Regions from separate parts of the Homo sapiens genome. Here region 2 is linked to region 1. The links are chromatin contacts, found by Hi-C or POLR2A ChIA-PET in ENCODE. All regions are on one chromosome and are shown on one strand. The core of a region is the stretch at or near the end of the contact, and the rest is flanking DNA. Distances in the headings are between cores, read along the strand shown.

Region 1 (5,330 bases), core at 1,499-3,998:
GTCCTGGAACCAATCCCCCACAGATACTGTGGGTGACTGTTTTACATATATATGAAGACAGATACATATATAATATTTCTACAAGGAGTACATATATAATCAGAAAAGAAATTCATTTGTTTTTCTTGCAGAAAGAGAGGGACTAGAGTGTGGGGTAAGAGTCACGCGAGGCTGTCCTCCACCCCTCCTTGAGCCTGTTACAGCTTCATTGTTGCCTGCTTCTAAAGATAAATGGCTTTGCTTTTTCAGAAGGGATTGGGCCCAGGAAAACTGCCTCTCTGGGAGTCGAGTGGGGTGTGTGTGTGTGTTTTCTTATAAAATGTTTCAAGCATGTTTTCGGTGGGACAGTTGCATCCTGAGGCCCAGCCATAAGGCTTTGTCTTGTTTTTCTCTGAATGGCTGGGCTTGCCAAGGAGAGATAGACCCTGGGAGCGAAACAGCTGGCGGTGCCTCAGCCCCTCTTTCCTCCCAAGGAAGCGCATTGTTATTAACTGGGAATTCTTTATAGCCGGGCTGGAGGAAGTTTTGGCTGTAAACTGTCATGCACTGCAGCCTTCGCTGAAAAGGCGGAGGGAGTGGGCCTGGTCCTGGGAACCGAGGAACAAAGATCAGAAAATCAGCCACAGAAAGGGGAGGAAAAATAAACGTTAGAAAGTGAAGACAGGTGACACTACACAAGTGCTGGCCAAAGTCGGTGACTTCCAACCTCTACCTCCTCCGACTTGGGTGGTTCAATTCCTGGGTCGTACTCTTCAATGCTTCAGACATTCTCTCTGGAGAGTAGAAATTTTATTACGCGTGTTAGAAACGGAATATTCTTTCCTGCTGAAGTTGTATTCTTATTTGGCCGTGCCCCTCCTGTTCGGAACAGTTTTAGAGCGATCTGTTAAACCCTCCAGTCTTCTTTGGCGCTTCCCGACTGTGGGAAAAGCGGCCGCGACGCCGTCCGAGCGCAGGGGAGGGATCCAGCCTTCGGGACTCCTTTGCCCTGAAGCCGCAGGAGAGGTTTCGCTCCCGTGCCTAGGGTTCCGAGGCCCTCAATTGCCTGGGACCCACCCTCGTTCCTCCTTCACCTCCCCTCCACTTTTCCCTTTTATCTTATCCTCGGGAGGCCTTGGGCCAAAGCGATGACCTCTTAGACATTTTAATACCCGGAGTAAGGAGAGTAACACGCACCACGCTCTCCCCCAAAGCCCAGGACCCGATGAGCCAGTGAAGGCGTGTCAGGAGGGTCCGGCGTCAGGAGCAAATGAGGTCCTTTTGGTGCCTCTTTCTAGAAGGAAACTTCCCCACCTCGGGTCAGCCCCCTGGGAATATCCATGCATCCCAGACATCAAAAGACACTGAGAAATGCGGACAGGGACTAGACGCTCCGGCTTCCTGACTCGTCGGTGTAAGTTGGAGAAGGGAGAGAAGGAGCCCTGTCCCCCACGGGCGGCAGGCACCCTTCCCCGGGACTGGCTCCTGGCAGCCCTCCGCATACCGCGAGGCGGGTCGATCCCTCGAGTCCCGGGCGGGGATCCCTCCTTCGGCTTCCCCAGCAATTCCCGACCCCGGAGCGAGCCCGGCTGGGCGAGGGGCGAGGGGCAGGGGGCAGGGGGCAGGGGAGACTTAGCGCGGGGCGCAGATACCATGTCCGCGGGAAAGCCCCCTTGCTAGGGCGCAAGACTCCTCTGAACTCGCTGCCCCACCCGATGCGCAGGCTTTCTCTAGAGGGGTTGGGGCTGGGGTGCCCGCTCAGGAGACCGGGAAACAGAGGCTGCTACCCGAGGCAGGCCCTCGTCCAGCGAATGGGCGAGGTGTGCAGAAGCGCAAAGCCAGGCCTTGGAAGGGGGAGCTTCTGCCTCCTTCCCCCTTCCTGGGCTCCCGTTTTAGGAGGAATGTTACTGTTTAAAGAGACCCCACTGAACTATTTCCTGCTCATTGTCACCTCTCCTTCGCTCTCCTCGCGTAAGTTCTCACCGAAAGGTAATAAAACAACCGCTGCCGACACCGCTTGGCGCTGGGCCGGGCGGGGAAAGCGCCCCGAGTCCCACTAGTCCGGACCACCCCGCCAGCCCCGACCTTCTCCCACCTTCCGTGAAAGCAATGACACAGCAGAAACCACGCACACGCCTGGCACACTCGATGCGCGCGCTGACCTCGGCAACAAGTCCTGTTTTTATAAGAGAGCGAGGAGGACACTTCTCAGAAGGGGTTGTTTTGCTTTTGCTTATTTCCGTCCATTTCCCTCTCTGCGCGCGGACCTTCCTTTTCCAGATGGTGAGAGCCGCGGGGACACCCGACGCCGGGGCAGGCTGATCCACGATCCTGGGTGTGCGTAACGCCGCCTGGGGCTCCGTGGGCGAGGGACGTGTGGGGACAGGTGCACCGGAAACTGCCAGACTGGAGAGTTGAGGCATCGGAGGCGCGAGAACAGCACTACTACTGCGGCGAGACGAGCGCGGCGCATCCCAAAGCCCGGCCAAATGCGCTCGTCCCTGGGAGGGGAGGGAGGCGCGCCTGGAGCGGGGACAGGTGAGGCCGCGCGAACGTTCCAGCCTGGCGCGGCTGCGGGATCCGGGCGCGCTGGGAAAGCGAGGAGGACCCCGCGCGGGAATCAGGGAGCATCGCAGGCTGCCGGGCAGCCCCTCGCGGAAGTGCGGGCTGGGGCGGGCTGGGGCGGGCTGGGGCAGGCCGGGGCGTCCAGCTTACCTTCCTCCGGGGCTTGCCCCGCCGCTTTGATGGAGGTGCAAACATTTGGAGAAGGGCGGGGGTGTAGGGGCTGGGCCGGGGCTCGCAGGGCTGGGGCCCCGGATTTACATGAAACAGGCGTGCGGGAGCCCATTGTTGGCCCCCGGCCTCCCAGACCCGCCCGGCTGGGTCTGATATGGCCGCTCTCGGCCAATGGGAGGCTGCCCGGCACTTCAAAGCGTGCGCGGCCCAATCCGCCGAGCACCCCAGCGCTGCCGCCGCGGCTCTATTTATGGGGAGGGCACTGAATTTCGGTCCCCAGAGACCTACACTAGTAGAGCCTTGGGGAGTTCAAGTGGAATAACTTCTCCCCACCCCTCTGCCCCCGTCCCCTCCCCCCAAGTCTTGGTCCGCGCCCTCCTCCCGGGTCTGTGCCGGGACCCGGGACCCGGGAGCCGTCGCAGGTCTCGGTCCAAGGGGCCCCTTTTCTCGGAAGGGCGGCGGCCAAGAGCAGGGAAGGTGGATCTCAGGTAGCGAGTCTGGGCTTCGGGGACGGCGGGGAGGGGAGCCGGACGGGAGGATGAGCTCCCCTGGCACCGAGAGCGCGGGAAAGAGCCTGCAGTACCGAGTGGACCACCTGCTGAGCGCCGTGGAGAATGAGCTGCAGGCGGGCAGCGAGAAGGGCGACCCCACAGAGCGCGAACTGCGCGTGGGCCTGGAGGAGAGCGAGCTGTGGCTGCGCTTCAAGGAGCTCACCAATGAGATGATCGTGACCAAGAACGGCAGGTGGGTGCGCGTCCGGAGCCCGCGCGCGCCGCGCTCTCCAGCGCCTGGGCAGCCTGGGGGACCTGGCAAGTTCCCGGAGGTCGAACCCTTTTTCTCCTGGAGGAGGGCTTTGTGTTTGTTCCCGCTCTGGTTAACTCCCTCGAGTGCATTTCTACAAGCCCCTCTTCTGGGGCTTTCTCCGCGGAAGCTTGGGGAGGAGGAACGCGCACTTCGGTGTCCCGACCTCGGAGGCATCCCGGGACCCGCGAGGCGCGCCCTGGTCCCCGCCTGTCCCCGCGGGATGTGGCCTCCTGCACTGAAACCCTTCGCCAGGTCCTCTCCTCCCCTCCCTCCCGAGGCCGTGGAGATGGTGAGGAGGCCACCTGGACCTGGCAGGGCTCGGGGAAGGGGGAGCTTGGGAGTCACCCTCGGACGTTCCCCAGGGGGCTCCTCTGTGCCCCGAAATAACTGAGGCCTCTGTGCCCAGCTTCTGCCTCCGGCCTACCTGGTCAGTGTCGGGGTCCTCCTGCGCCCGCCCCGTGTTTTCCAGGAGGATGTTTCCGGTGCTGAAGGTGAACGTGTCTGGCCTGGACCCCAACGCCATGTACTCCTTCCTGCTGGACTTCGTGGCGGCGGACAACCACCGCTGGAAGTACGTGAACGGGGAATGGGTGCCGGGGGGCAAGCCGGAGCCGCAGGCGCCCAGCTGCGTCTACATCCACCCCGACTCGCCCAACTTCGGGGCCCACTGGATGAAGGCTCCCGTCTCCTTCAGCAAAGTCAAGCTCACCAACAAGCTCAACGGAGGGGGCCAGGTAGGTGTGAGGAGCCCGCCAGGTCTGGGACCAGCGAGGAGGGGGCCGCGCTGCGCCTTCTGCACGGGGGTTGTGGGAAGGGACGCTGCTTGAACGGGAGGCGACGTCTGCCCTGGAGAAACTGCCACAGCCTTCTCTAATAAGGCCTTTAGCGCTGTTTATACTAAGCTGATAACATCCACGCCTGGCGAACGGGGAGCGGGAGCACTCCCCTTTGAAGGACTGGAGCTTTTGGGGAACTTCCGTTGTCTAGCCCTAAACTCTCCTGGGGGTGGAAAAGATATCAGCCTTGATGGCAAAGTCGCATTTAAATTTAAACATGCGCCACAGTACTTACTGCGTGGAGTCGGAACAAACTTGTAAAGTCGTGCTTTTCTAAAGAACATTCTTTAGTCGGGGATTGTTCCTGGAAGACCCCAGGTTAGGCAAGTTGCAAACAAGCTCAGTCTTTTAAAAATGACCATAGCCTTCCTGAAAGCCTTAGTACTTTATTCCACCAGGTGAAAGGATTTTGTGATGAGCATTCATTGCTTTTAATGGTGTGTAGCATCTCACATCCCTTTTCCAAACAAGCTGTGGGAATAGCACATATAAACCGCGGAGAAGCCTCCCCTGGTGGAACCCCACTTCCCTCAACAGCAGAGACACTTTCTTGGGATCCAGAGGACTTTCTGCATCCTGGAGAAATGGATGTTTTGCTGTTTTAACGCAGGCCTTTCAGTGCCACCAATCCTGTATCTGTCTCCCTCAGATCATGCTGAACTCCTTGCATAAGTATGAGCCTCGAATCCACATAGTGAGAGTTGGGGGTCCACAGCGCATGATCACCAGCCACTGCTTCCCTGAGACCCAGTTCATAGCGGTGACTGCTTATCAGAACGAGGAGGTGAGAAGGACAGAGGCGGATCGCTTTCCCGGTGTGCTGCGGTGTGGTGTGCTGCTCCGTGGAGATTCTGGAGGAGCGGGGAGACGCGCTAACCCGCACTGAGAGGAAGGCTTCCTGCCCTTTCAAATAATATTCCGGAACTTGAAATGGAAGCACAGGAGAGAACTGTTTAAATTAAGTCCCCATTCAAA
Region 2 (5,330 bases), core at 1,211-3,710, 160 kb after region 1:
CCTGCACACACCCAGGAGCCTGATAAAAATGAAGCGCGCGGAGGACACGGAAATATCTAGAAGGCACAGAGACAGCCGAGAAAAATGACGGGCAGTACATGTTTTCTAGACTCATAATCTTTATACAGGATTACTGTATGTTTCTGTGAGTTTCTATGTACCGGGGGTGTGCTTACGTATGTGCGCGCCACACACACGCACGCATATACGCATATATGCACACACACATGCACACACGCACATACACACATGCACACACAGGCACATGCACACATGAGCGCGCGCGCGCACTCACACACACACACATACACACACACTGTGCGGTCCTCCTTAAGGGGACGAAGGGAGTGCTCATACTGAGCTTCCCTCTTGGAGAACGCACACAGCACAACCTCCGATGGGTTTTCCTCTCCTGGGGGCAGCGCTACGCAGGAGGCGGATGGTCACTGGTCTGTCCCGGGACCCACCCCTCCGGCGCCCCGCAGGCTTCCCGGGCTCTCCACGGAGCAGCCCCTGTCTGCATGGCTCCCTCGCGTCTCTCCACCAGGTGGACGTCTCCGAGTCCGGCTCCTGGGCGCGAGGGTGGGCCGGTGGCTCCCTGGGCCAGGATCCGCCGCTGCGCTGATGACTCGCACCCCTGAGAGGCGGGGCGGAGTCGGCCACCGGCGGGCGCCCACCCCATCCTGTCCTTGGCGAATGTCAGCGGCGCGACCCGCTCCTCCGCCCCCGCTTGGGCGCATCTCCTCTCCTCAAAACGGGACCTGGCCTCCCGTTTCTCCCCACTGACATCGACATCCATCCACTTCTCTATTTGTACAAATTTCCACAGTGTATCATTTCACCCCCTTGGATGTAAAAAGTGAGCTAATAATTTTCTAGCAGCATTCCTTATGCCAGCCTCTCTAATTTTGTATAAAAAATCGTTTTGCAATGGGACCAATGTTAACTCATTTATGCAATATATCGGTTGCTAAAATGAAATATTCCACTGAAGTCCATCAGTCAGCATAGGAATACAGGTCTTATATTTATTGCACCTAATCTACTTTTGCTTAGCATAGTTATTACTCATATCAGAATATGGGTCTAGACGTGAATGACGGAAGTTATATTTGAAATCGTGTCTTAAAGCTAGATATGCTCATGCCCATTTCTTTTTCATTGCGCACCCAAAATTGCCAGTACCATGTTCAGTATAAAATACATCATCCTTTGCACCCATGGGTCACCCCAAATGAGGCACACAAGTGAAGATGCAAATATTCATCTTTTTTTCTCAGGGATCCTCCCTGCCCTCCCCCCCCCCGCCCCCGCTTCCCCCTTGCAGTGCCTTCCTGGCTCCTTCTTTGCTGGGGTGGAAGAATATGGGGGGTGGGGGGTGGGTTTGATGCTTCTTAAAAACACATGAGCTGCCTCTCTCATCTGGCAATCATTGACTTATTAACTCTTATTTAAAAAGTTCACACAAATCCAGAGAACTTGTCCTGCTATAAGAATGCAGTGAGAACTAGACGAGGCGTGGAAGCCGTCCAACTGTGCAGGGCAATGATCCTAGGCTGTGGCTACAGGCAGACACGTGCGCCCCCGCGGCAGCTCCCAGCCTGGGTCTGCAGCTCCAAGCGCTGCTGTTTTCACTGGACCCTAAGAAAACCACGACTCAAGACCAGAAAGGTCTGGAATTAGAAAGAACAGACCCAACAACTCTGCTCCTGGGCGTCATATATGTCCTTTGAAGACATCTGGGGAAATGCAGAACACAGGCTGGGAAGAGGAAATTAAAATGATCATGAATATATACAAAATATCAGGCCACTCTCCTTGTAGCCACTTTACCCTAAAGCGGTAGCCCTCTGCCCACCTGACATGTGGTCCAAGCTTTTAATTGAAGACCATGCCTTGAGCTCTGTGAAGTTTTGATCTGAGCCAGCAGAGGCTGTCCCAAAGGTTCCGAGAACACTCCCCCATCACAGGCAGGACAATTTCATCAGGGAAGCTCTGGAGACCTGGCTTCAGAGTGACCAGATGACGGGCTTGCAGACCTTTCACAGTTCCCTGTAGAAGACCCCTAAATATATATGGCTTCGCACAAGAGGCAATTCCCAAGAGTGGAATATTTTTCTGTGTCCGACTGTGGAAGCTGGGACCTCCCTCTCTGAGGGTCCTTGCCTCAACGCCTTAGTCCCTGGACCCCTTTTGACTTTGCTCCGCTTCCACACTCTGGTTGAGTCTCTGACCAAAATGAGGAAGGGGCTGCACTGAGATTCCTTTGGGGGTTAACCTGGCTTCCTACCTCCCATGGCTAATAAGTGCTATCCAGTGGCTTGTTGGAGGACAACCATTAATTAGATACACCAGTGCCGATTTATCTTATTAGAAATCTGCATGCAAGTAGCTATGAGAATGCAGAAGCTTTCAGGATTCCTAGCGCTCCAGATCGCCTTAGTTGCTGACGTCTTTGCTCCTTGATTTGCATTCATAGCTGGGGTTTTGTTTTGTGTCAGTTGCACAAGCATCAGGGCAGGGCTGCCCCAAAGTCTGTGCCCACAACCCCCTCTGATACAATGTTTAATCGATTCGTGTTGCAGTAGCTTGAAATATCTGTGGGTTCCCTCTAACCAACCGATTTGCCTGCAAACCCCATTTTTTACCCTTTTATTGTTTGCAAAACCAACAACTTTGCAAAACCATTTCCAGGGAACGGGAGGACCAGCTCTGCATCCGTGTAGAGCTGCACCAGCCACAGCAAGCCGAGCTCTGTGCATTACTGCGATTTTCAAAATATAAAGATAAAATATTTGAAGTTTTTCTTGAAAAGGGGAAAACGCAGCTCTAGCCCTCTCCGTTTGCCGCGGGGGATGGGGGTGTTGTCCACGTGCCAGACGTGACGGCCTAACGGTTTGATTTATGAGTCTGATAATAAGAATCCCATTAGGCTCCTCTCATTGAGAAAAAGGAGCAGAAGAAAAAAAGCTGTGTGTGTCACCAAGCAGCATTGACGCAGGCAGCTCTGACGGCAGCAGCCGCGGGCGGGCGGGGGGCCCGGGGGGCCCGCGAGGGGCGCGCGAGGGCCGGCAGCTCCTGCGCAGGGTCCCTTAGCCACCCCCGCGCCTTTTCAGCTCCCGCCCCCGCTGTCGCCATCCCCACGACCCCCACGCACCACTGCACTCGTCCCCGCACGGCTCCCGCGACTCTTCGAGTCCCCCAGGCAACCCAGCCCCCGCTACTGCAACCCTGCACCCCTCTGTAGTGACGGGTGCCACCCTATGTGATCCCCCTGCCCCTGTGGAGCCCTAGTCCTCCGAGGGGAGAGTGAAAGAGGGAGGCACCTGGGAGGGGGCAGTTCACAGCCCCCCAGGAAGGGGGTCACAGCCCTCCCCTCCCTCCGAGGAAGGAGGTAGGGCTGGGAGCCTGGGGTCCTGTGTTCCGAGGCCCCGGGGAGTTGCAGTCACGGGAACCTCCCCACAGGCCCAAGCTGCCTGCAGACGGGGCCCGCAGCCGCTTGTCCAGCAAATACCCATTGTTCACGGGCTGAGAACATGCTAGAGTCAGGGCTATTTTTCTATTTAAAGTCATCTGGGCAGGAAAAAAAGAGTAATGCGCTGTGCTCGGAGTGCGCAAGTGTGATCCAAGGCCCGGTGCCTGCACCCACGCGTGGTTCCCAGTGGACAGAGCCAGGCCTCAGCCTGGAGTTGCGGCCACTGCTCCCGGGCAGTAGGAGGACCTGGGCTCCGGGCCAGCCCCGAAGATGGTGCGGGGACAAATGCCACTGCTGGACCCACGCACAAATGCTGCTTCTGATATCCAGGCAAAACAAGCCAAGGACGGCATGGAACACCTGGGCTTCCAGACCAGTGGTTTTCTCACGGTCTCAGAACAGAATGACTGGCAAGATGTCCCCCTAAGGACGCTAGAAAAGTAATTGTATCGGCTAGCCCTGATTCAGCCCTCCAGCCTTAAATTTCTACACGTCTACTCGAAATGTAGCGAGATCGAGAAGGAATTAGAGAGACTGATAAACAAAAAACAGGCCTTAAAATTCCATTACTAATTATCAAAAAGTAGTAATGGCACGTGGCACGTCTGGCACGTGGACATCCAAAAAACTAAAAAGCTCAAGTACGTCCAACCCTCGCAATTCCAAGTCCATAAGTCATTCTATAAACATTTTAATCAGCCAGTGCCTAAACTTCCCCCATCAATCCCGCTACACTACATCCACTTGGGGAGGGAGATGTGCCATTCATAATGTCCCAGGGACATGGAGCTTTCAAACCCCCTGGGGCAGAAGGCACCCCATGTCCCTGGAACTAAAAACGGGAATGTCTGATGCTTGCGCACCAGGATTCACAACAGCCATAGCCAGTATTCACCATAGTCAAGAGGAGGGACCAGCCCGGTGCCCCTCAACCGATGAACGAATACACAAAACATGGTGCATCCATGCAATGGAGCATCAGCCTTAAGGAAGGGAGCACTGACCCGTGCCGCAACCTGGATAAGAACATTGTGCTCAGTGAAACGAGCCAGTCACAGAAGGACAAACCCTGCAGGATTCCACTTACAGGAAGTCCCTGGAGTAGACAAATTCATAGAGACAGGAAGTAGAGTGGTGGTTGCAAGGAGCTGGGGGAGGGGTGTCGGGAGTTATTGTTCAATAGGTAGAATATTGTTCTGTTGGGGATGATGAAAAGTGTTGGAAATAGATCATGGCGCTCATATCACAACATCATGAATTTAATCAATGCCACTGAATTGTATCCTTAAAGATGGCGACAATGGAAAATTTATATATATATATATTTTATATATATGTACATATATATGTGTGTGTACACACACACACACACACACACACATATATATATATAACCACAACAAAACAAACAAACAAACATGAATGTCTGTTAGCACAGATGCTTCACCCAGGTTTCCTCTTCAAATTGCCTTCTGGGAAGAGCACCCCCAGGCATGGTGTCAGCACCCTCAGGCACCCCCAGCTTGAAATGGACCCTCTGCCTCCTTAAAAACAAAGTGAGATAAGATACCAAAAACCACTAGGGTTCTCTTGCTCATTTACGTCTTTTAAAAAGATCACCCTGTCTATTTGAGAATTTGGGGGAGCAGACTACATTCTTACATCATTTGGCTCTTCCCTTCGATAGTGCCTCACCACGTGCACTGCCGAACATAGAATGGATTTTGTGAAGACAAGTAATTTCAGTGTTTTTGGTTACTGCTAACCTAAGTGTATTAGTTTCCTATTGCTGCTGTAATAAATTACTACAAATGTGGTAGCTTAGAACTGCAAAAATCTATGATTTATGGTCTTA

What was found. Hi-C counts contacts between places; a loop is a spot of excess contacts on that map. ChIA-PET counts read pairs that join two places held with the same protein, here RNA polymerase II (POLR2A). Pooled maps may share reads with other maps.
Region 2: a loop to region 1 is called in a pooled map, with 12 times the contacts of the local background. The contact joins the enhancer-like site here to the promoter of LNCDAT in region 1. A Hi-C loop is called at or near these places in 3 of 37 single-sample maps with no recorded cell type and 8 of 50 pooled maps. POLR2A ChIA-PET finds 5 or more read pairs at or near these places in 1 of 52 experiments (H1).

The regions. Positions count from the first base shown.
Region 1 is chr6:166,165,515-166,170,844 of GRCh38, reverse strand. It overlaps LNCDAT (lncRNA divergent activator of TBXT), which reads right to left and starts at 2,748. Exons shown (of 2, transcript NR_166068.1): 1 at 2,695-2,748; 2 at 1-773. TBXT (T-box transcription factor T) reads left to right here and starts at 2,994. Exons shown (of 8, transcript NM_001366285.2): 1 at 2,994-3,459; 2 at 3,989-4,253; 3 at 5,005-5,139. The coding sequence starts at 3,254. RefSeq lists an enhancer at 2,258-2,852.
Region 2 is chr6:166,003,846-166,009,175 of GRCh38, reverse strand. No RefSeq gene overlaps it. Among named protein-coding and RNA genes, the nearest start is that of LINC00473, 18 kb to the right of the region's middle. RefSeq lists enhancers at 1-479, 2,196-2,728. Within about 2 kb of position 2,460, at least 15 of the 41 ENCODE cell types and tissues checked have a DNase peak (open chromatin) inside an H3K27ac peak, as active enhancers do.